Linked DNA regions of Mus musculus: region 1 is linked to region 2. A link is a loop called in an ENCODE intact Hi-C map of the cell type or tissue named here. Cell type or tissue: left cerebral cortex. All regions are shown on one strand. Links, peaks and the distances in the headings refer to the core of each region. The heading gives the core; the rest is flanking DNA. Region 1 overlaps Gm30667 (predicted gene, 30667). Region 2 has its middle 27 kb from the start of Gm30789.

Region 1 (10,928 bases), core at 4,226-6,725, 250 kb before region 2:
CAGACCAGTCCTCAAGGCAGACCAGACCCCTGACACGAACCAGCAGCCACGGTCCAGTCTTTTCAGCAAGCAGACACCAGACAGCTGTAGTTCAATCCTAAGAATCTAGGCTCAGTAAGGCCTCCGAGGTAGTAAGCTGCAGCAGGAACCTCCGCAGAAGTTCTTGAGCAAGTTTCTCTCAATGGCAATGTTACAACAAGTTGAGCTCAACCACGCTATGTAAGGTGAACCCATACATGAATGTTTTTAGTGAAGAATAGTGAGGCAGTGCAAACCAAACCAATGATCAGTGTTCATCTCCCACTGTCTCTGGGGTCATATTTATACTCCTTCCTCCCAGGTCCTTTCACATGCCTGTTATATCCAAACTTCTTTCACCTGTTTCTGCTTCAGGAAAACAGTCTTTCACATATTTGCTTTTAAAAGACATTCTTTCACCTGTGTACCCCAGCAAACCATCACTTGACATAACTTTCCAAAGTTTCCACTTCATATAAGTAATAAAATTACTACAAATAGGTATAAATTAAACAATATGCTTTAAAAAAATATTGGTTACAGAGTAATCATGAAGGAGATTAGAAAATATCTTAACACAAAAGTGAAAATATACCAACATTTATGGAATATGCTGGAAGAAGTAATAATGAGGAGATCTATAAATTCAGATGTTTATATATATGTTACAGAAAAGGATAATATTAATTTCTTAATCTTCATGTACTTTAAAGACCCTGGTAAAATAAAACAACTAAATCTATTTCTATCATAAGAAAGTAAGTAGTAGAGGTCAGAAATGAGACCAAGAATAGAAAGAAATATAGAGGAAAATCAACACCAGGCATAGTTACTCAAAAAGGCAAACAAAATGAGGACAGAGAAATGCCTCAACATTTAAAAGAACTGGCTGATTTTCCACAGGACCTGGGCTCAATTTCCAGCACCAATATGGCAGCTCATCACTGTCTGTTAACTCCATTTCTAGGATATCTGACACCCTCACACAGACATACATGCGGATAAAACACATGAAGTAAAAATAAATATTTTTAAAAGGTAAGCAAAATGTGCAAAAACTTTAGCTAGGTTAAGAAAAAAAGAGAGAAGGCAAACCTTAAATTAAAGAGTCATTGTTGCTGCTTTTATTGGGGGTTAGGGGAAGATACATGAATTCCTTCACACTAGAGCCCTCCCTGGAGTGCTGGAGAGATAGCATGTTAGAGACCTCCAACATCTTCATGAATCTGAAACAAATCACCTGGTTTGCTCGTAGAAAGAGAGAAGTCAGTGGAAAGCCAAAGGACAGTAGTGGTCAACAGCAGAGTCAGACCAGATGAAATCCTGAGATACCAAACTTTCGATTTGTAAAGAATGAACAAAACCATAAAGTGCTCAGCAATGTAAAACAAAAAGGAGGCGGCTCCTCATTTGGAGTTTCCTGGAAAAAAGAAAAACATGAGAAGGATTCCCAAGCCTGCTGGTAGACACTTAGCAAAACCAAAGATTTGACCAGAGACTTCGTCCAGTGTAGCAAGGAGACACCAGAGAAGAGACCCATTATGCTGCTACAATCAAGTAATGGGTTCAGCAAACAAAACACCTAGGGAAAAAAATACAACTGAGATTCTCAGGTTGGAAGGCCAGAGACTGTACTTTTTATCTCTAAATCCAAAGTTCTCATGCCTCTGTGGAATAAGCCATTAGGAACAGGCAAGGGTGCAGTTTCATGTCAGCAAATATTTTAGGAACAAGTATAACTGGACACAGCAGAATAAATTAGTAGAACTACCTTTTTCACAGCTTCCAGACCCTATCAAAGTCCCTGATTTCAAATTATACTGCAAAGCTACAGTAATGAAACAGTATAGTATTGGCACACACACACACACACACACACACACACACACACACACGCAAGGGATAGTATACACAACCAAAATAAATTGTATCACCATGTGACATTTAACAAAACTATGATAAAATCCATATGTTAGAGAAACAGCAACATTTTTAACAAATGGTGCTTAGAAAACTGGACATCAACATATAGAATAAAATAGATTGCTCTTTCTCACGTCACACAAATTAACTTGAAATGGATTAAATACTTCAATAAGATTAAAAACTCTAACATTTCTAGGAAAACAAATAAAAATATTTTTAGATATAACCATGTGCAAGTAGTTGCTAGATATGACTTCAGTGTCTAGGGGAAAAATATCAGAAACTGATGCAAAGAATTGTATATTTGAAAGTTCTACACAGCAAAGAAAACAAGAGATTGAAGAGACAAAATATACAATGGAGCAAAGAAAACAGGAGGCTTAGGAGATGACATATATAATGGGACAAAGAAAACAAGAGAGTGATGAGGCAATAAATACAATGGGACTTTAGCTTTGCCTGCTATTCATTTGACAATAATTCAAAACTATTTAATACATAATTTCTAGGATGTTCTCCTTAATATTTTTGGACCATAGTTGACCACAAATGACTGCAGCCACCAAAAGAAAAACTATGTAAAGGGATATTTTTGTTAATCTTTACATTGCTCTGAAAAAATAACTGATTTAAACTACATAATGGGATGCAGAGTTACTTTATGTCATGGCTTAAGTGCCATCAACGCTTTTGTTTCTGGACCACAGTGAAGCAGAGCATCATGGCAGTGAGAACACCTTATCACATCACAGTTTACTTATGAGGGACTACAGCAGGAATCATGGAGGAAGGGCTGGGAAAGAGAAAAAGGGAGGGAGAAAACAAGGGTCAGCTAAGACTTTTCAAGATGCAACCCCAAATAACATACTTCCGCTAGCTAAGTCCCATCTATTAGAAGTTCCAGAAGATTTAAAATGGGATATCAACCTTTGAATTACCCCACAATACATGAATCATAGGGAGGATATTTTATATTTAATCCCAAATAAGGGGAGACCACTAAATACCAAAGACTTGAGGGAGAAAAGAAAAAGAACTCAGAGAAACAAAAACACAGCCATTTTAAGATTTTACTGTAAAAGGCTGGGGCACAGGAGGGACAGTGTTCTGTTTTTTTTAAGAGTGCAAGGTAGAAGTAATAGCATGCCTAAATTCATGGCATGCTTCAGGTAAACAGAGAACTCTTAAAATAGGAGTTTCCGGAAGCTACCAAGATATACCAAGAGGAAGAAAGCATACTTAAAAGCTTCAGCTGGACTGAAAAATCTAAAGAGCTATTCAACAGCAAGTCTGGTGGCTAAACTATAAATCAAAAGATTACCAAAAACCTTGCAGAGCTCACAAGATAAAATCCCACTTCCTACATCCAAAGAAATGAAGTTAGTTTGCTTGTCTTTACTATGGCACAAGAGCTAAGAAAATAAGATCAGCCTAGGTGCTAAGCAAGAAATGAATGGATGAGAATAATGTGTTATGTGTACACTGTGAAGTCAGCCACAAAGAATTTAATCCTCTGGTTTGCAGCAAAATTGGTGAAACTGACAATATGTACATTAACTGAAATAAGCCAAGCAGAAAGGCAAATGGCAGATGGTCTTCTTCATATACAGAAAGGGGGAAAATACACTGGAAAGCATGTTTTACCACTCCAATTGTTGGCATGAACCTAGGAGAATATGACCTAAAAATGAGGTGAATTAAAGTCTCATGGAATAGTCCACTTTATTCAGAGCATCAGGCAAGTTATACTCTGAGAGTTAAAAAGAGTCACCTGAGTAAAGTGTCTAATCACAAGGACAAGCCACACACCTTTAAAAGATGTTTTCCAGAAGCATTTGAACAACTGAAGTAAACCCACTCCTATCTGCTATACCTGGGAGTATCACAAAACACATTCCAAGAGCAAGTCTGTGTTTTGAAGAAATTGAGATCACAAGACCCTTGTTTCCTTGGAGTTTTCTCACAAACACTCAGCAGTGTCACACAACACTACTCTTGGACATTTTCTGACTAAAGTAGTCTCATGATTATTGGGGATTTTAAAGCATATTGGAGTTCACGAGAAAGGGGTTATTGCATGTGCTTATTGCATTCTGCATAAATGTAGATAACATGATGTCTCACTTAACATGTGTAACTGATAGGCTAATCAAAAGTAATATTAAAATCAAATGAATTGTACCTTTGGGGGAATCTGTATATCTTGAATTGGTGTGGTACTGTTTCCATGAGACTCTACTTCATTTTAACTTATTATTCTTTGTCCCTCAATTAAAAAAAAACAAACTTTTTTATGTTGTCCTTTCTCTATGAAATGCAACTATACCTCCTTTTGCAGACCTTACAAAGCCTTCCATTTAGCTTCTCATTTCTAATATTTTGCTAATTAATAATGAACAAAGCTTCACAAACAGAGTGGCTAGACTGTGAATATGTGTCAATGCCAGAGTTAGAGTCCAGAAGTCTAAAATTAAGATAGTGCCTGAATTGTTACCAGGATCTATCTCAGGCATTGCTTCTATCCCTGGCAGCACTTGGCTTATAGTAACATAACTCCAATTGTCATATGGCACTTTCCCTGTATACTAGTCTGATGTTACTCTCTTTAAAAAGGGAAAGTCCATTAGATTAAAAGTCTATCCAACTGATACTGTATTAATTCAATAAGACCAAGACCTTACTTTTCATCATTAAGTGGGAAGACACAAGTCTACCCATAATGCCAGCAGCAGCCTTAACTATTCAGATACGTGGTTAGAATTTTAAATTCTCATTGAGAATATAAGCCATTCTATCTTGTGAGGAACTATAGAGTATTTTCTCTGTATTAGATTTCTGCTAGAGTTGTGTTGGATTTGTTTTTTTCTGAGGGTTTTTTTTTCCCCAAGATGTGTGAAAAATGTAATTTCTTACAGTCCTACTTCCTATCAGGTAATAACAATGCATTGAGGGTAGTTTATCTAATTTTCTTAATCTGTAAAACTTCAATATGTGTTTTAAAAAAATCAGGTTGGAGAGCCTGCAGTTCTGAGAATGAGGTGTCTCTATTGAAATGTGTATTAACATACAAATTCCTCATGATTTTTAATTTGCTTTAGAAAATATTGATTCATTTCCTCCTAATTCAGTTAATTAAGCATTTGAGATTTTGTTGCTTTTTGATTGGGTTTTTGATTTGGGGTGTTTTGTTTTGTTTTGTTTTGTTTTCTCTACAAGATGGAGCAGTTAGGCATTTGGTATGTGGATTCTAGTCAGTAGAGATGACTCAAGCAACCTAGTTAGCCTTGCTTTGAGTTTGTATTTGGTTTCTAATGTTTTTTTTGTTGTTGTTTTTTTGTTTTTGTTTTATCTATTGAAAACCCAAGTATCTTTTCCCATGATAATTTATTTCACCCCACCATCCATTTTGATATGATGGCATATTCCCAGAAAAACAGTGTGTAGACACTGTGGCCAAGACTACAAGTTTTTTAACTTTGGAGAATCCTAAAATGGGTCTCTTCTAGTTTATCTAACTGTTTAGTCTGAGCTGAATACTGGACTACCTCAGTTGTGGGGATATTGGAGATCATATTCATTTTCCTTGTGGCTCTTTTCAGTGCCTGGAAGAGACTTTCTTTTGGACCACCAGACTCTAACACCTCTTCTGGAATTGATTCCAACCGATGATGAGCTACATCTGGCCTGTGAAATGAAAATAGCAAAGCCTTTGATTGAGTCCAAGTTAAGTGGATCTACATCATCTGCTCAGTCAACTTTTGCCAAGATAGATGATGCTGTGTCAGTGTTCTGCAATTTCAGAGGTGGATTTCCCCTCTTTAAAAACAAAGTCTTTCCTTTATATAAGCGGGGGATGGGGGGAGGGCACTGTATGTGAAATGCATTTGGCTCCTTTGTATATTTGGAAACAAAACCACTAAAATAACCTTAGCTGAGCTGAGCCTTTTTTCCCCTTTTGTTGGATCCTAGCCATCCTAGTTCTTATCGGGTAGCACAAGGGGCACTGGCTAAGGAAGCTTTGCAGATGTGAGTCAGTTCTGTTCATCTTACTATCTAAAGGGCTGACACAGGAAGGATGCTGTGAGACATGAGAAAGTCAGTAAATTCCAGGAACTGCCAGTGTTCCTCTCACCTAAAACTGGAAAATACTCACCCCAGAAGGAACGAAGGAACACAAATGGTCACAGTAAACATAGGAAGAAGGGTGAAAATCTTACTTTTTTTTTTTTTTTTTTTTTTTTTTACAATTTCAGCCTCTTTCCTACATATAAGAACCATAAACGTAGACTAGGAAATGGGCTAAAAGTGGATGTTTTCAAAGCTTGGGAAACCACCTCGCCATGGGAGGCTAGAGCCTACAGAGGAACCTGCAGCTGGCATCACAATGTTTAAAGAACATTACAGCTTATTGGTTCTATGTGAGAAGAGACAAGATTTCTAGTGTGTTGTTTCTTTGCTTGGTTTTCATTGATATTGTTTTTGTGATGTTGAGGAATGGATCCAAGTCCTTTTTAGTAGAGTCAAGTACCTCATCACAGAGGTCCATCTTTTGAACCAGGCTGAAGGTGTTAATATTAAATTTTCCAGTTGGCTAGACTGTCTGTCATGTCCTAGATCAGTGACTCTCAACCTTCTTAATATTATGACTCTTTAATACAGTTCCTCATATTGTGGCAATGCCCAAAATCATAAAATCATTTTGTTCCTACTTTGTAACTATAATTATGCTATTGCTATGAACTGTAATGGAGGTATCTGTGTTTTCCAATGATCTTAGGCAAGCCCTATGAAAGGGCTGTTTGACCTTTCAAAGGGGTGGGTCACAACCCACGAGTTAAAAACCACTACCTTATATTCTCTGGACTCATGATGCAATAAGGTCATAGTTACATTAATTTTCAAGTGTATTATAGTAACTATAAATCCTCCATTTCTGGAATAATCTGTGATACTTATATATCAACGACTAGTGTCAAGGTATTGCTAAGGATTTTACTTACTACGGTAAAGAATCTTACACAGCTCTTTCATAGGCTCTGTTGATGTCTTTCCTTATACATTGTCAATTAATTTTACCATTACTTGAGCCAACCTTTAGAACACTAACTGTCACAAGAACATTTAAGTCTAAATGGCTCCTCTGTGTCTCAGTTGATGATTTAACTCATGTCCCTGTCCTTAGCCCCTCACTGTACTACAAGGAATCCACAACAGATGTAGAAGATCTGAGAAGTCCGTGGGATGAGCAGCAAGATGTACCAGTTAATGAGCCACGGACTGACTTTAAACAAGCCTTAGGAATCAGAAAGAAAGCTTTAAATCATGTAAATTTCATATACAAAAATTCATTCATAAATTGTATATCTATTTTAAAATTAATGAGTAGTTTTAAAATGGAATTGTCATGAAGACTATAATTTCAATGCAGAAAATACATTCTCAGTAGGAGGGTAAATTTGGCATGTTCTTAGAACTCAAATAAAGTACTCAAAGAATGTAAAGTAAGAAAAAAAAATCACCTGGAAATTCAGTATACCGCTCTCATGCCAATCATGGTTTTAGAGTTAAAGAAAGAAAATAACATGATCAAAGTCCATATAATTAAACAGTTAATATTAGTGAAAAGGAACATACCAAAGTCTGTCCAACTGAGGCTTTAGGACTTAAAAAAAAATAGCCTCTAGGGAATGACACTGTGAAAACAGCATGCCTGGTTTGGGGATGAGGAGGCAATGTGATTCTTATTAAACAACTAAATCATGGTAACCACAGACTTATCCTAAGCCCAAGGTAAAAGGAAATGGAGTCTTAGTAAGGAACAGTTTACGATGTAATTTAGGTCTGTAAATATAACAGCAAATATATGAGTATAAGAGAATCCAGGAAATATTCTGTGCATTTGTTACAAATATTATAAGGAGGTACCTTCTAGCTTACCTAAATGTAAGTTAATATAAATGATTAAAATGAGAAAATGTTGCCAAAAAAAGGGGAATGAAAGAACAATTAAACAGATTGTATGAATTATTATAAATAAACATTAACATTAAAGGTAAACATGTACTAAAAAGATATAGCATGAAGCAGGAACATGCTCATTGTACTGAAATGAACCTTTCTCCTTTATCCCCCAATTGTCTTAGTTCTAACTAACATAACGGGAAGTTGATTAATATATGTGTGTGTTACCTGTATTGACTATAAAATGCATGGAACAATAGAGATAAAACGCTTATCACAGAATCATAAAGGTCTGAGTTCAAATCTCCAGAAGCAACATAAAACCACATTTTTAAAAATGGCTGTGATTTGTGCATATAACACGGAACTGAAGGGGCAGAAGCAGATGTATTCCCTGAGCTCATTGGCCAGCATAAGCATTGAGCTCCAGGATCAATGAGAAACCCTGTATCAAAACTTAGATTGAGAAGGACAAAGACATCAACTTCTGGGGCATGCAGCACATACACACACACACACACACTCACACACACACACACACACTTTAAACCTTTAAATACTTGGAGGTAGATAAATAAATATGAAAATAATCTCTCTTAAAATCCAAGAAAATGGATATTCTCAGACATAGATGTATACTTTAAAATATCAAAAGTTACTCTGTCTTAAGTTACACTGAGTTTTTTTTACAATTCATAACAGTGTGGCATAGCCAAGATATTGACAAGTTTTTAAAACATACATAATCAATCACTCATGTCTAAAAAATTATTAGACATAGTAAAATATGGATCAGAACAGAAATAGAAGGAAGGCAGAAACACTAAAACAAGAGGTCTTAAAACTATGTAACATAATATGAAATAGAAGTATATGTTCCTACTATTATAAAATGTTAAAAATCTATAAAACAAAAATTATAAATTGGTTAAAATATATACTAGTTATTTAAAAAGCAGCCTTCAAATTTGATTATTTAATTATCAATAATAATTCTTAATTCTCATTTTATATGATACAAAAAGAGTTAGATCATAGAATGAATAGCCAGATTATAACAAGAGCTTAGTAAAGATTAGTATTTTTCATCTTTTTAACATCTTTTAATTGCTGTGCTTGGAAATATTTGCTTATTATTAAATTATTCATATTAAAGCTGGAGGATTTTATTTTTTCCTTATTTCATACATTTCAGTCATTGTTTTAGTATTTGTAACCCTATCATGATTTTCTTGCCTCAGCATCCGGACAGCCCTACTGAGATTACAACGTCCAAGCCTAGTCTAGTGAGAGCATGGTTGATTACTACGAGTGTCATACATTTTCTGATTTCTCCTATAAAAAAACATGAAAACAAGGAATCATAGCTAATGAATGCCTTATAATCCCATTTGAATTGTGTATACAAGCATAGTATTGGTGAAGACTAAAAAAGTGCAACCCGGGTGCTATTATTCATGAAGCAGAGTGGCCTAGTATACTGGCTTTCTGCTCTGCTCCTGGAAGCCTCAGTTTTTAAAAAAATTATACCTCTGAGATAATTAGAAGATATTTGAAAAAAATTAAAAACAGAAAGTGTTGCCATAAAACTATAAACAACTTGCATAATCACCAAATGCAAACAACAAAACACCAGACCCGTACATCAAAGTAGAAAACACTTCCCTCGACAGAGTTATGAGAAAACTGAAGAATTGAGCCTTTTGAGAATCTGTATCCTACTTTCAAATATGAGCTGACAAAGCTTCAGTACAGGCCCGTGGCATAGTATTGCCTCACTATTAAGAAAACAATCAGCAGAACTAATCAATCATGGATAAAAACTATGGGTAAAATAAACATTTTCTGTTATAAATCAGTTATCTCAGTAATAATTATCAAAAATAGGCTGTTACAATTGTGGATTTCCTATTTTGGTGGTTTGAATGAGATAGCTCCATATATTCTCGTGTACTTGAATGGTTGGCCCCCAGTTAGTAGAACTGTTTGGGAAAGATTGGGGGGGGGGTGCTTTTATTGGAGGAGGTGTATCCCTGGGGTTAGACTTTGAAGTTTCAAAAACCCAGGCCATTTCTGATTATATCTCTCTACCTCATGGTTATTGTCACAGGATATAAACTCTCTGCTACTACTCTAGCACCATGCCTGCTGCCATGCCCCCTGCCATGATGGTCATAGGCTCCAACTCTTTAAAACTCTAAGACTTGAGCAAACTCTTTCTTGATACCTTGGTCATGGTGTCTTACCACAACAACTGAAAAGCGACTAAGACACCTATAGTAAATATAAAATGTGTGGTACACCAGAGAGATTGACAGCCTGCGTAGCTCCCCCACAGCAAAGACAAAGTAGCCGACACTGACAGGAGTCAGCATCTGTGCTTTCAATCACCCTCTCTCACCCTATTCATAACACCATTCCTTTATGCTGAAGAAATAATACAGTTCATTTTCCTTAAACTACCAGTAACATTCCTGGCAAATTTAGATCAAAAAAGCACACCAATGCCAAGCACAAATGGATGCAAGATCTGCAGTTGGGGCATAACATTGGGAAGTGACTCTGCATATTGCTGTAGAGTTTCTGGATATTTTCATTTTAAGCATATTTAATATATTCAAATTTTTCTCAGTGAGGTGTAGTAGTACTCACTCCTAGTCACACGCATTCATGTGACTGAGGCTGAGGCATCACCAATGTAAGGTTAGCCAACTCATGACACAATTAAAATTAGTCCATGCTACATAAGGAGGGTTGGTGTCTAAAACAGTAGAAAAAGGAAGGACCTCATTGAGCCTAGTTTCATTCGTGGTGGAAAATTCACAAGTAAATGTAAATTCTGATCTTCAAAATCTTCTACCAATAAAAATTGTGTGAATGACACTGAAGGGTGAAATGTAAGGAGGACATCTTAGCTTCTACACCTAAGGACTTCTTGCCCAAGAAATGCAGCAATGGCAGAAAGGATAAGAGGAGGAGAAGAAGAGTGTTTTCGTGTTCCTTAGTGCTTCTCTTTTTCCTCC
Region 2 (10,928 bases), core at 3,558-6,057:
TCTTCCTTGTGGCCATTTGGAGTTTCCTGATTTAAGGCTTATAATTTTTACAACTTATAAGTGAACCCAAGATCTCTAGGAACCACTTTGTTGAGGCATAAAATTTTGGCTAATGGAGGTAGAAACTTTCTATAGCATGTGAGTCTAGCGGAACACTCCTAGTTCACAGATAAACATATGTTACTATTTTTACAGTGTAGACTTTTATTTCAGGAAATTGTGGCTTTGTAGAAGATTTGTAGAAAAGTTTTGTCATTTTATCTTGTCAAGATCGCTCATATCTCCTCATAACAGAACTCAAGCTTGCTTTAGAAGAATAGCTTTTAGTCATCTGAAATGCTGCGCACAAGACTTATTTTACTCCAAAATGTTACAGGGGAGCTAGCTGGCTTAAGATTTCTGTGTATCATGACTCTGGACAAGGAGAACCAACACAGTAACTAAACATAGTGTAGATATTTGTTGAGCTGCTGGGGATGAAGAGCTTCCTTCTTCCAAGGAGGGCACACAACAAAACTTTTCACCAGAGAGGTGTGAAGATGCAAGTTCTAGAACCAATGAGGCCACATGGAGACACTGATGGCTCATGGGAGGTGCCATGATGGTCTGTAGAGATTAAGAAGAAAGACTACCCAGAAGACAGGAATGGAGACAAAACCAGTTCTAAAGTCAGTGAATTGCTACCAACCTTGACTGATCTGTCCAAATCTGTGACTCTGTGAACACTGTTGTTTGTGGCAAAGTAAGTTAGGTCTTTTGAAATCTAAATTTTCTTGATATGTGAGATCCTTGATTATCTCAGAGAGGTCCTTACTGGAGGAGTAAAAAGACATTACTGGAACAAAGCTGTCTGTGATTCCGGCTTATGTGAATCTGAAACATGAGTTTTGTGCAAAATGTAAAAGATAATCCCATTTGTAAAGAACACCATGGTACCCAGCAACCATAATTCCCAAATTAGACATCCATAAACATAATCTAGCATTTTTTTCTGATTCATCAACTCATTGTATAAAACCTGAGAACAATAGGAAACACTGAAATCACATTTCATTGTCTTTCACTAATTGCCTTTATTGGAAGGAAAATAAAACTACATGAAATTAAGTTTATCACAGAAAATTTAGGGCATATGGTGGCTATATCTAGGGAACATCCACCTTTTTTTATTGGAATAAATTATTGTTAAAATGAACACACTGTTAGAAAGGCTGTTACCAGTCTGCAGGTCATAAAGATAAAAAGAGCTAACCAACCTCTCAGTGTGGAATTGGCAAGTAAAAAGATGTTCTCTGCACACAATAGGTACGCAGTGAATGTATTTGACTGACAAGAACCCTGCTAGGATTAGCAGTGAGCTATTTAAGCCCTGCTGTTTCTTGTGGACTTTGCCAGCCTTGGCTGCCGGTAATGAGGAGGCTGTAACCATTAACAAGAGCCCCAAGCTACATCTCTTTTTCTTCCACTTCAAACTTCCACAAGCCATGCATTCAAGTGCTGGGCCTTAGCAGCCAATAGGTGGGTAGGATCTGAAGCAAATATTTTTATACTGAAGTATATGCTGAGGAAAAATTTTCACTGTGCCTCTGTTAACAAGCCTGTTACTATGGAGTTTGTAAATATATTCATTAAGCTGTAAAATGATAGCCTTGTATTGAAATTGACCTGCTTTTAACCTATGTGTTTTAGGCATCTGGCACCTAAAAATGCTGCCACATAAAACAAATCATTGTAGATGAAACCAGTTAACTGAAAATAGCAAGTGAGGATCAACTCTTTCAATTTCTGGAAAAGATTAAGTAGGGGGAAGGAGTACAAAGATAATATGAAAGTTGAAATTACAGAAGGTTTTTTTTTTTTTTTTTGCAAAAACAGAAGTGAAAAATATGCTTGTTTTTCATACATGTATGTAATAGGCCAACAACATTCTTAGTCACATATATTTCTTTTTTCTTTTTTTTTTTTTTTTCGCTTTTTCGAGACAGGGTTTCTCTGTATAGCCCTGGCTGTCCTGGAACTCACTTTGTAGACCAGGCTGGCCTCGAACTCAGAAATCCACCTGCCTCTGCCTCCCAAGTGCTGGGATTAAAGGCATGCACCACCACCGTCCGGCTGTCACATATATTTCAAACTGGGAGAAACATGAATCAACGAAAGGTATTACAAGTGTGGCCTTTACATACACATCAGTTCAGTCTGGGAAGGAAACAACTATATTTGCAGGAATGGAGCAAAATATGCTGGGTCCATAAAGTGTCTGCAGTAGCATCAACAATGTGTGCAATCCTTACATCATGCTTCAACAAGGGTGGATGCTCAAATGACCAAGTGTAACATGTCATACTCCAACTTGCCATGGAAGAACCCTTAACCACCATAACAGTTCTTGGTCATTTCAGCGTCTTCCTTCCACTCGCAATGGCTCCTTCTCATAGGAGCAACTGCCATTTGCCATGCAGTTAGTAAACACTAAGAAGCATGTTAAATGACGTCCATGCCCCTTATCTTAATAAGACATGTACTCCATTTAGTCCATTGACGAGTAAAAACACTGAGGCTCAAGATCAGAAGCTAATAAATAAACAATCCTTGAAACTTAACCCAGCCTGTATGATTCCTAATCTTAGGTTCTAAATGACTACACAACTGTTATTATTTTTAGGTTTTATAAGACAATTTAACATTTTTTCAATAGGGACAAGGTAGCCAGGTTTGGTGGTACATACCTGTAAACTCCTCACACAGAAGACAGGAGAATCAGGAATTGAGAGCAAACCTTGGCTTTGTGTTGAGTTTGAGGCCAACCTACATGAGCCCTGTGTCTGAAAAAAAAAAAAAAACAATAACCAGTGTTAAGTGTCAAGGTAGTATACCCCAGCTAAGCGGCTTGGTGCCAGTGTATAATGAGACTTTTCTGATGAACTACTTACATTTAAAGGAGAAGGAAAGAGCTAGGGCAATAGCCCAGTGAGGAAAGTGCTCACTGTGCAAGCAGACAGACCTGAGTTCAGATCCTGCAGCTGTGCCATACAACTCTAATACAGCTGGGCTAGAGAGGCAGAAATAAGAGGGGCACTGAAACCTGCTGACCAGAGGGTCTAGCCAGTGAGATTCATTTTCAGTGAGAGATCCTGTCTCAAAATTAATTTGGAGAGGCATTGAGGGAGGAAGACATATATATGATAATCTGGCCTCAACACATACACATTCACATGTGCATACACACATACACGTGTGTGCACACACACATTCATGAATGCAAAAGAAGGCAAAAATTTAACAGTCACTATGTAACTGTGGCTTTTAGAATTATCAATTATGATTAGACAGAATCTGGCAGCCCAGACGCTGAGAGAACACACTGAACTTGTACATTGCCCATTTTAGTCAGTATTTGCTTGGATCTGATTCCGTCAGAAGTTCATCACTGATCGCTCCATCCAGGAAGTTTCTCTTTCCTTTCTCTGCCACTTTTACTTGGTGTTCTCAGTCTGCTTTTCCTGGTATTGGAAGGCAGGGACCATGGTGGGGCCTCTGCCTGTGAACTCACTGGTACTACTTCAGACACATTGCTAGTCATCTCTAAACACATGTAATTTTCTCTTCTCCATTCTCATCTCCTCTTACTGCTTTTCTTCTATCTCTATCCATACTTCTCCCATGCCAGTCATTCTTCTCATGGTCCCAAGGAAATTTTTTTTTATTCTTATGATGAGATACATGCCCATGTATGTACATCTAGGACCTGATTTTGTCAACTTGCAGATAAACTGTATCAATCAGGCTTGTCACTAATTTGAAGATGTAATCCCACCACGACTTCAGCATTCTTAAGAGCAGGCACAGGGCCAATGCAATCCAAGGTACAGCGTGTAACTCATTTTTATACAGACAACAGTTGTCTAAGCAGTATAGTAATGCAGGGACACATCGCCCAAAATCTCAAACACATTTACACAAGCTGAAGACACCTTTACTCGGTCCCTTCTCATGTTCTCTACAGAATATGCCTGTGAGCTTGATGGTTATAGAGACTCTTTCTCCTGTTTTTGAATGCACCAGTTTTTTAAAGGAAATTCAAAACAACTTCCCCCTTTCAAGTCAGCCTTCAAGATAGATTGTTTTTGTTTTTCATACATTTTCAAATGTGCTCAGCTTTCTCTTTTTCCCCTCCCCTGCTCTCTCTGGTATCTGACAGGATGCAACCTGTTGTAAAACAGCGTGGCTGGAGCAGTTCTAGGGACTCTTGGACCCTTGAGTGTGTAGCATATGCACACTTTATGATTACCTATCTCCCACAGCCAAGGCTCACAAGGGAACCATGCCATTTCTTTCCACTTTCTCTGCTAAGCACAAGGCTTTGCACTTGAGAAATATTGATCCTTGGAGCTCCAGGGGCAAGGGCACACCCTGGAGAAAGACAGATTCACAGTGTAACTCGAATCCCTTGTTAACTTTGTCATCTCCCTGCAGAAGTTGTTTCTGTCCATATTTTTACTTCAGCTGGGCTGAGTGGGAGAAAGAACTCAAAGGGAGGTTGAAGCAGATGGTTGTCACAAACTGCATACGGCAATTGAGAATTAGTGTGCAAGCATATGCAACCTGGTACAGTATGAAGCATTCCAGCATATGAGTGCCGAAATAAATCAGGCCTGGAGAAGATTGGGATGGAGTGATGAGCCCTTCTTTCTCTGTTACACATATATATTTAGGCTTGCTGAATTCATTAGGATATGCTCCCTGTTTTCAGGAGGCAAACTAACACCTACATTGAGCAGATTCCTGTAGATTCTGGTATCTTGTTTCTCTCATCCAGCACGCATCCTGAAAAGAAATATTTCTGAAGAGAGATGCCTCTTTTTTTCATAGAAGGCCTGGCAATGATGACATCAACTTGTCTGGACAAATTTAATGCTCATAATAATTAGTGAGCTATCATGATTTACATTTACTTTCTAATTCATTAACAACAGCTCTGCCAGGCATGTCTAGTCCACTTACTTGGTCCAGGCATTTTCCTCCTCTGCTTCAATTTAGTGTTCTTGACCCTGTTGTGGACCAACCTATCTAGCAATGATGGTTATAAAGAGAGACATGTACCAATAACAACCAGCAGTACCTCCAACCAGCCTGGAGGTCTTCAGTGAAAAGATATGTGCACACATTCCCTTTTGGCATCAGAGACCGCTCATGACCAGCCTTATTTGTATCTCAGGGATGCCAGGAAGAAAGGTGAAATGAGTGAACTCCCATTTAGAAAACGTAGAAACAGGAAGCGAGCTTGGCTGCCATCACTGTCTTCTCAGAAGAGCAAAGGGGATTCAGCCAGGATGCTTGCTCAAGGCTGGGGCCACCTGTGGCTCAGCCCTGGTTGGCTAAATTTCCATGCTCTTACCAAAGACCAAGACTGCTTCTGCCTGCTCTTGTATCTTGTATCAGGGATACTGCTCTCTCTCTCCAACAACTCACTGCCCGAGGAATTGTGAAGAAGACAAAGTTGCTATCTTTGCCTCCATGCCTTGTTCACCTTTACATCTATCTCCTACAAGACATCAAGGGGGTAGAGGGCAGTTATAGTTACTGGCTAACGAACAAATATTGAGTTACATATCAGTAGACCAAAACACAAATCAACTCAGAACTACAGGACTCCACCAACATGCACATAAATCATTTATAACGATAATCCAAGACTAAGTCCAAATCTCATTAAAGTATATGAATCCTTAATCTATTTTGGCAAAAAAGCACCAATAGACATTTTTTCTTTTTATCATAAATTACAGTTCTGTGGCACTGTGCAAATATTACCAAGCTGTAAGACAGCTGTGCTCCATTAAAATGTGTAATGGTTGCTGATTTCTTACAGCACATGGTCATCAGGCTGAATCTACAGCCAGTAATTAGGAAGATGAAATGTTTAATTGTGCCTTAATTTTGATAAAATTTATCTGTCACACATCCCGCAGCCGAGCATTATGCTCACAAATCAATGTCATCAAGCCGAGCAGGAACTCGAGCACCAGACTCTTGTCCCTGACAGATTCATTTGAATATGTAACTGCTGGTGATGAGCAACCAGGCTAAGGACAAAAATGAAAACCTTCCCTCTGCTGCAGTTCTGGTGAGATGTATCCTGGTACCTCCCTCAAGGAAAAGGAAGGAGGTTTGAAGATCAGTCTGGTGTTTAGTGTGACTGCCACAAGGCCTGATCACATTAAAAAAAGAAAAAAAAAAAAAAGACAATCCCTAGGAGCCTGCTTAGAAGAGAAAAGTAGAGAGGAGAAGAAAAGACAAGAAATACACATCAGCAAACTCAGTAATACCCTTCAAAGCCCATGTCTTAGCCATCTTCTTTGGTTACAAATCAAGGAGATTGGCAAGTGTCACCATTTTAAGCTGAAGAGCTGAAGAACTTCAAACCCATGAACTATTAGAATGGCATAACTGAAACTCACCTTATTGTTTACATCTGAGCCTAAAGACCAGAAAGACGGCTCCGGAACACGAACATCTTCAGGAAGGTCCAGAACTCACTTGGCAGTCACAGGAGAACCTACATCTTGCAGGAGAGGGTATAATCCTCAGAAGCAATATTTACCAGTCATCATGTAAAATTCCTTTTCAACTGGCAAGCAATACTTTTTAAGCACAGGGAAGTGCAAGTACAAATACCTGCCAATGCTGAAAATTAATTTATGTCATGTTTGCCCTACAAAATGAAGCAGCGATCATTCTTTCTCACCCATAATAACTATTGCTCGCCATCCAAGAGAGCTTAACGAGCATATGTTGTATCACACTTTACATTCTTATTTTACATGGATGTAGAATTAAAGATAATTGAGGGGGGCCATGGCTGATAAAATGATAGGGAGGAGGTAGACGGAAAATGAGGAGAGCAGTTTGCTCCCTGCAATCAAAGGAACCCACACGCTGAGCATGAGATTAACCCTGGGCGCCCGAGGAAAAAGGGATTGTTCACATGACGATCAGGTTTTTGACCCAGCAGGTTCTGAATATAGTTTTTAAAATGTTCTTAATAGGGAAGCATTTTGGTAATGTACATTAGTGCATTTTCTAAGGTAATTAATCCCTTACCAGTGACTAATGAACCAGCTAGAGTCTCAAGGAACACCAGATTACTTTAAAGCAAAAGAAGTCTAAAGACCAGGAATAGAAGAGTCTTCAAGGAGAGCCAAATGGCATTAAGCTATAGCCTGCTAACAAGACTCATTAAAACACTTCTCTAAACTTAGTCATGGAAATAAGTCCAAGCTAAAGATATCCTACTCCCTACTCCCTTTTGTACTATTTTCATGGGCAGATATATTCAGGGATTGGGTTAGAGGATAGTATTCTGGTAAGATAGTTGTTTTTATCCCATTGGCATACTGCTTAGGCTAAACAGAAGCAGGAATAAGTAGGAGGGCACAAATGGCATGGAGTGCACTGTGAAATATCCATCGTGCCTGCCTCTCTGAACAACACATGCCTTCCACATCCACTGTCTTGTTTGAACTTGATGAGGTAAGAAGGGTCTCCAAATTGTGGGCACAAAGAGACAGCCACAGTCTGTCTGAGAACTAAGGTAATCACTATGTAGTTTATGGGTGGGTCATGTGATTAGCCAGAGGATGCTGAGAATAAAGGACTGATTCCCAACTGGGCAGGCAGGATCCAGCCAACAGTGCATTCATTAGCCTCATGATTTATTTTGCAGGTAATATTTTCAAATCACTGTTGGCTGCAGATAACTGAAGTAACAGATAAAAATCGTGGTTTAAAAAGGGACTCAACTATACTATCATTCAGACCAACTGACTTTGGTTCTCACTAGAACTGCATGGGGAAGGGGGAGGGAAGGAGAAGAGGGAAGGGAGAGAGAATGAGAGACTGAGGATGATAGGATGATAGAGTATATATTTGGAAGCCTTAAACCGTGGCAGCAGTATTTGGGAAGCAATAGCTCTGGTTTATCAGACCCCTAATTGGCCTTCAGCTTCTTTCAGATTCCATTGCTGCCAGGAGCAGCATGTCTAAGTGGTGCCACTAGTCTATGGTTGGGGGTGGGAGGGCTTTCTTCCTGCATCAGTTAGCAACAATGAGCTCTGTGTGCTGCACCGAAGAATTTCCTGTTGGGTACCCAAGTCCTTAGATCTCAGTTTAGTGTACTCCTTATCATCTAGTCACTCCTCATCACTGCAGGAAAAGAATAATATAACATGTGTGACTGGTTCAGAATTTTGAGAGGCTAAGTACCTTTTAAAAAAGCTATTAAAACTCTCTTGTGGAGACAGAAGTAGATTAACTGAAAATTAAAGTAGATTCTAGCCTTAGGTAGGGCTCTCTAATTTGGGGCAAATAATTATCTATATAGCCGTGTCTTTATCTTACAATTATTGCCCACACAGTAAAATAAATCAGGGATTTCCTAGTACTTCACAAATCTAAATTTAAACCTATCTATCTATCTATCTATCTATCTATCTCTCTCTCTCTCTATCTATGTATGTATATAACAGCTACCTACCTATCTACCCATCATCTATCTTTCCTACTTTAAGTTTGCCAGTCTCTCAATGAGAACTGGGAAACGTCAAACTCTATGCTTAACCCAGGAAACACAATGTGACTTTCCATTGGTTGTATGATCATGAGTTTTCATGAATAAAGATTCTTGTTAAAATCTGTATAAATGAGAAAAGACTTAAAAATCAGGGTCCTGACAGGTTAGAACTAGCTTCATGCAATTCTTTACAACACAGCCTGAGTCCAATGCAAAGAAAGGCATGCTGGGAGTGAATGACCTGCCGGTATAGGCTGTTTCCTGTGGCAGAACATTCCCTACAGCATAATGAGTTAACCTGGTGCTTTAGACTGGAATAAGGGGGAGGGTTCCTGTTTCCAGTTCTATTTTCCATTGTTGGCACATTCTACTCAAACCTAAAGTTCAATCAATAAAAATTATTTATAGATGCTTGACATGCACACACATTTATACCTCATTGTTGAATTGCTAATTGGTACAATAAGTTCAATTGGCAATAAAAATTAATTAATGTCACCTTCATGAAATAAGTGAGAGGTTAATAACATTTGACTGTGGGTATTTATTGATTTTTACACAGAAGTGATTGCTTTAAGAACTTAAAGTTGTAGGGCAGATATTTTTTAAGATCTCTACTTTAGCAAAAAAAAAAAAAAAAAAAAATTGTACATCTTTCCAAATGTCCCAAAGAAAATGACTCTGATCTCAACTCAAACTTCATGCACTTTTTAAGAAACTGACTTTTTAATCTTAAAGTAATTTTGATAAAGTATATTTATATACCCTTTAGGGTCAAAAAGAAACAATTACTTTGCATTGTGAAAAAATTTAAATTAATAAAAGTAAATTTATATGAGCCGGGCGTGGTGGCGCAACATGCCTTTAATCCCAGCACTCGGGAGGCAGAGGCAGGTGAATTTCTGAGTTCGAGGCCAGCCTGGTCTACAGAGTGAGTTCCCAGACAGGCAGGGCTACACAGAGAAACCCTGTCTCGAAAAAAAAAAAAAAAAAAAAAAAAAAAAAAAAAGTTTCCAAAGAATTAAGTAATCATTACTCTTACTGGAAGCATAATTTTGTTTGGATGTGGTTGTCGTTGTAAATAGAACTACAGTCCTCACTCAAAATGACTCTGTCAGAGTTCTAAGGTATAAATTACAGGATGTAACAGGACCTGTCTTGGAGAGGACTTGATTCCATTTTTTTTTTCATTTTGACCAATCCATTTGACTACCACATTCATATATCTGCATATGGTCTAATCCATATATTCTCACAAATAAATAAAATATTTTATACCTTTATAGTAAAATGGTGTTAGCACTGATGACAAAACTTTTCCTTTTCTTACTATGCTTCAAAACACAGAGAACGCTCACCTGTGATAAATTGCAAAGGTGGAGAAACTGGTGAAATAGTAAACTCATGGGCAATTACAACCTTATTCACCTGTTTAACTCACAGTTAAAGGACAGTGCCTCACCTATTTGCACAGGTTTGATGGACCCTTGCACTGGGCACACTTAAGGTACTACCCCCAGGAGGATCTAGACCTTCTAGGAAGCACACAGGACATAGAATTCAGAATGAATAATTGGTAATGAATAAGGATTTCCATCCTGGAGGATACACAACAGCATAGCTATGGGGCTGGGTGCTGAGACCACACAGGAGGTTTCCTTAAGGCTTCCTGGAAAGCCCCAAAACTAAGCTCTTTAGAGAAAATGGAAGACAGCATTCAAGGAGACTCTGATGGACGTTTTAGAGAGTGGGACATAGTTCAAGTAGAAATGTCAAAGTGAGAAAACATGTTTTCTATGTTGAACATTTTTACCTTCCAAAAATATAAGTAGGCAACAGAAGAGGTGAAACATTAGAACACAAGAGAATATCCCCCGTCTCAGTTATTGGTGGGTGAGGAACACAGAGATCATGGGAGCCCATCTCTAATCCTCTGGCCTTCCAGTCTTCCACACCAGAATATACAAGAACAGTCCTAGGGTGTTTGGTGTTAAACGTGATAAAAAGTTTGTGTCTTCTGTTAAGATACAATTCAGCATGTTTATAACAAAGTTACTAAATTCTTCAAAATACAAAATATGGACTAGCATCCTAGCATCTGTGAAAGTCAATTCTTAATACATCTCCTTAAACATTTTATGACAGGAGCACATTGTATTCATTTCAAAAATTAAATGAATAGAACAAGGGGCGACAGGTTGGATAGTTATTGTGAGGATCAAGCAAAGAGCCCATGAGCCCAATAGTGCTGAGCCTCTTGGAGCTGGAAGAGACTGAACACATCATACTCAGAAGATACACAGGGAGTGACCTTTTTGAAAAACATTTTGACCTAAGTGTGGTAAATTTGATTGTAGAC

Evidence for each region. Hi-C counts contacts between places; a loop is a spot of excess contacts. Peaks named below come from ENCODE experiments on the same cell type or tissue, not always from the same donor. Only the 100,000 strongest peaks of a DNase experiment are listed, where the experiment ranks them.
Region 1: it touches region 2 in a loop (3-fold over the local background); 2 of 42 quality-filtered maps call a loop at or near these places.

Annotation. Positions count from the first base shown.
Region 1 is chr3:18,416,433-18,427,360 of GRCm38, forward strand. The region is part of intron 2 of Gm30667 (predicted gene, 30667); the gene reads right to left. Among named protein-coding and RNA genes, the nearest start is that of Gm30667, 39 kb to the right of the region's middle. In left cerebral cortex, for the core only: no CTCF peak of the experiment used is centred there; DNase peaks (open chromatin) are centred at 5,659, 5,935 and 6,278.
Region 2 is chr3:18,664,554-18,675,481 of GRCm38, forward strand. No RefSeq gene overlaps it. Among named protein-coding and RNA genes, the nearest start is that of Gm30789, 27 kb to the left of the region's middle. In left cerebral cortex, for the core only: no CTCF peak of the experiment used is centred there; DNase peaks (open chromatin) are centred at 4,598, 5,290 and 6,031; H3K27ac peaks cover 618 bases.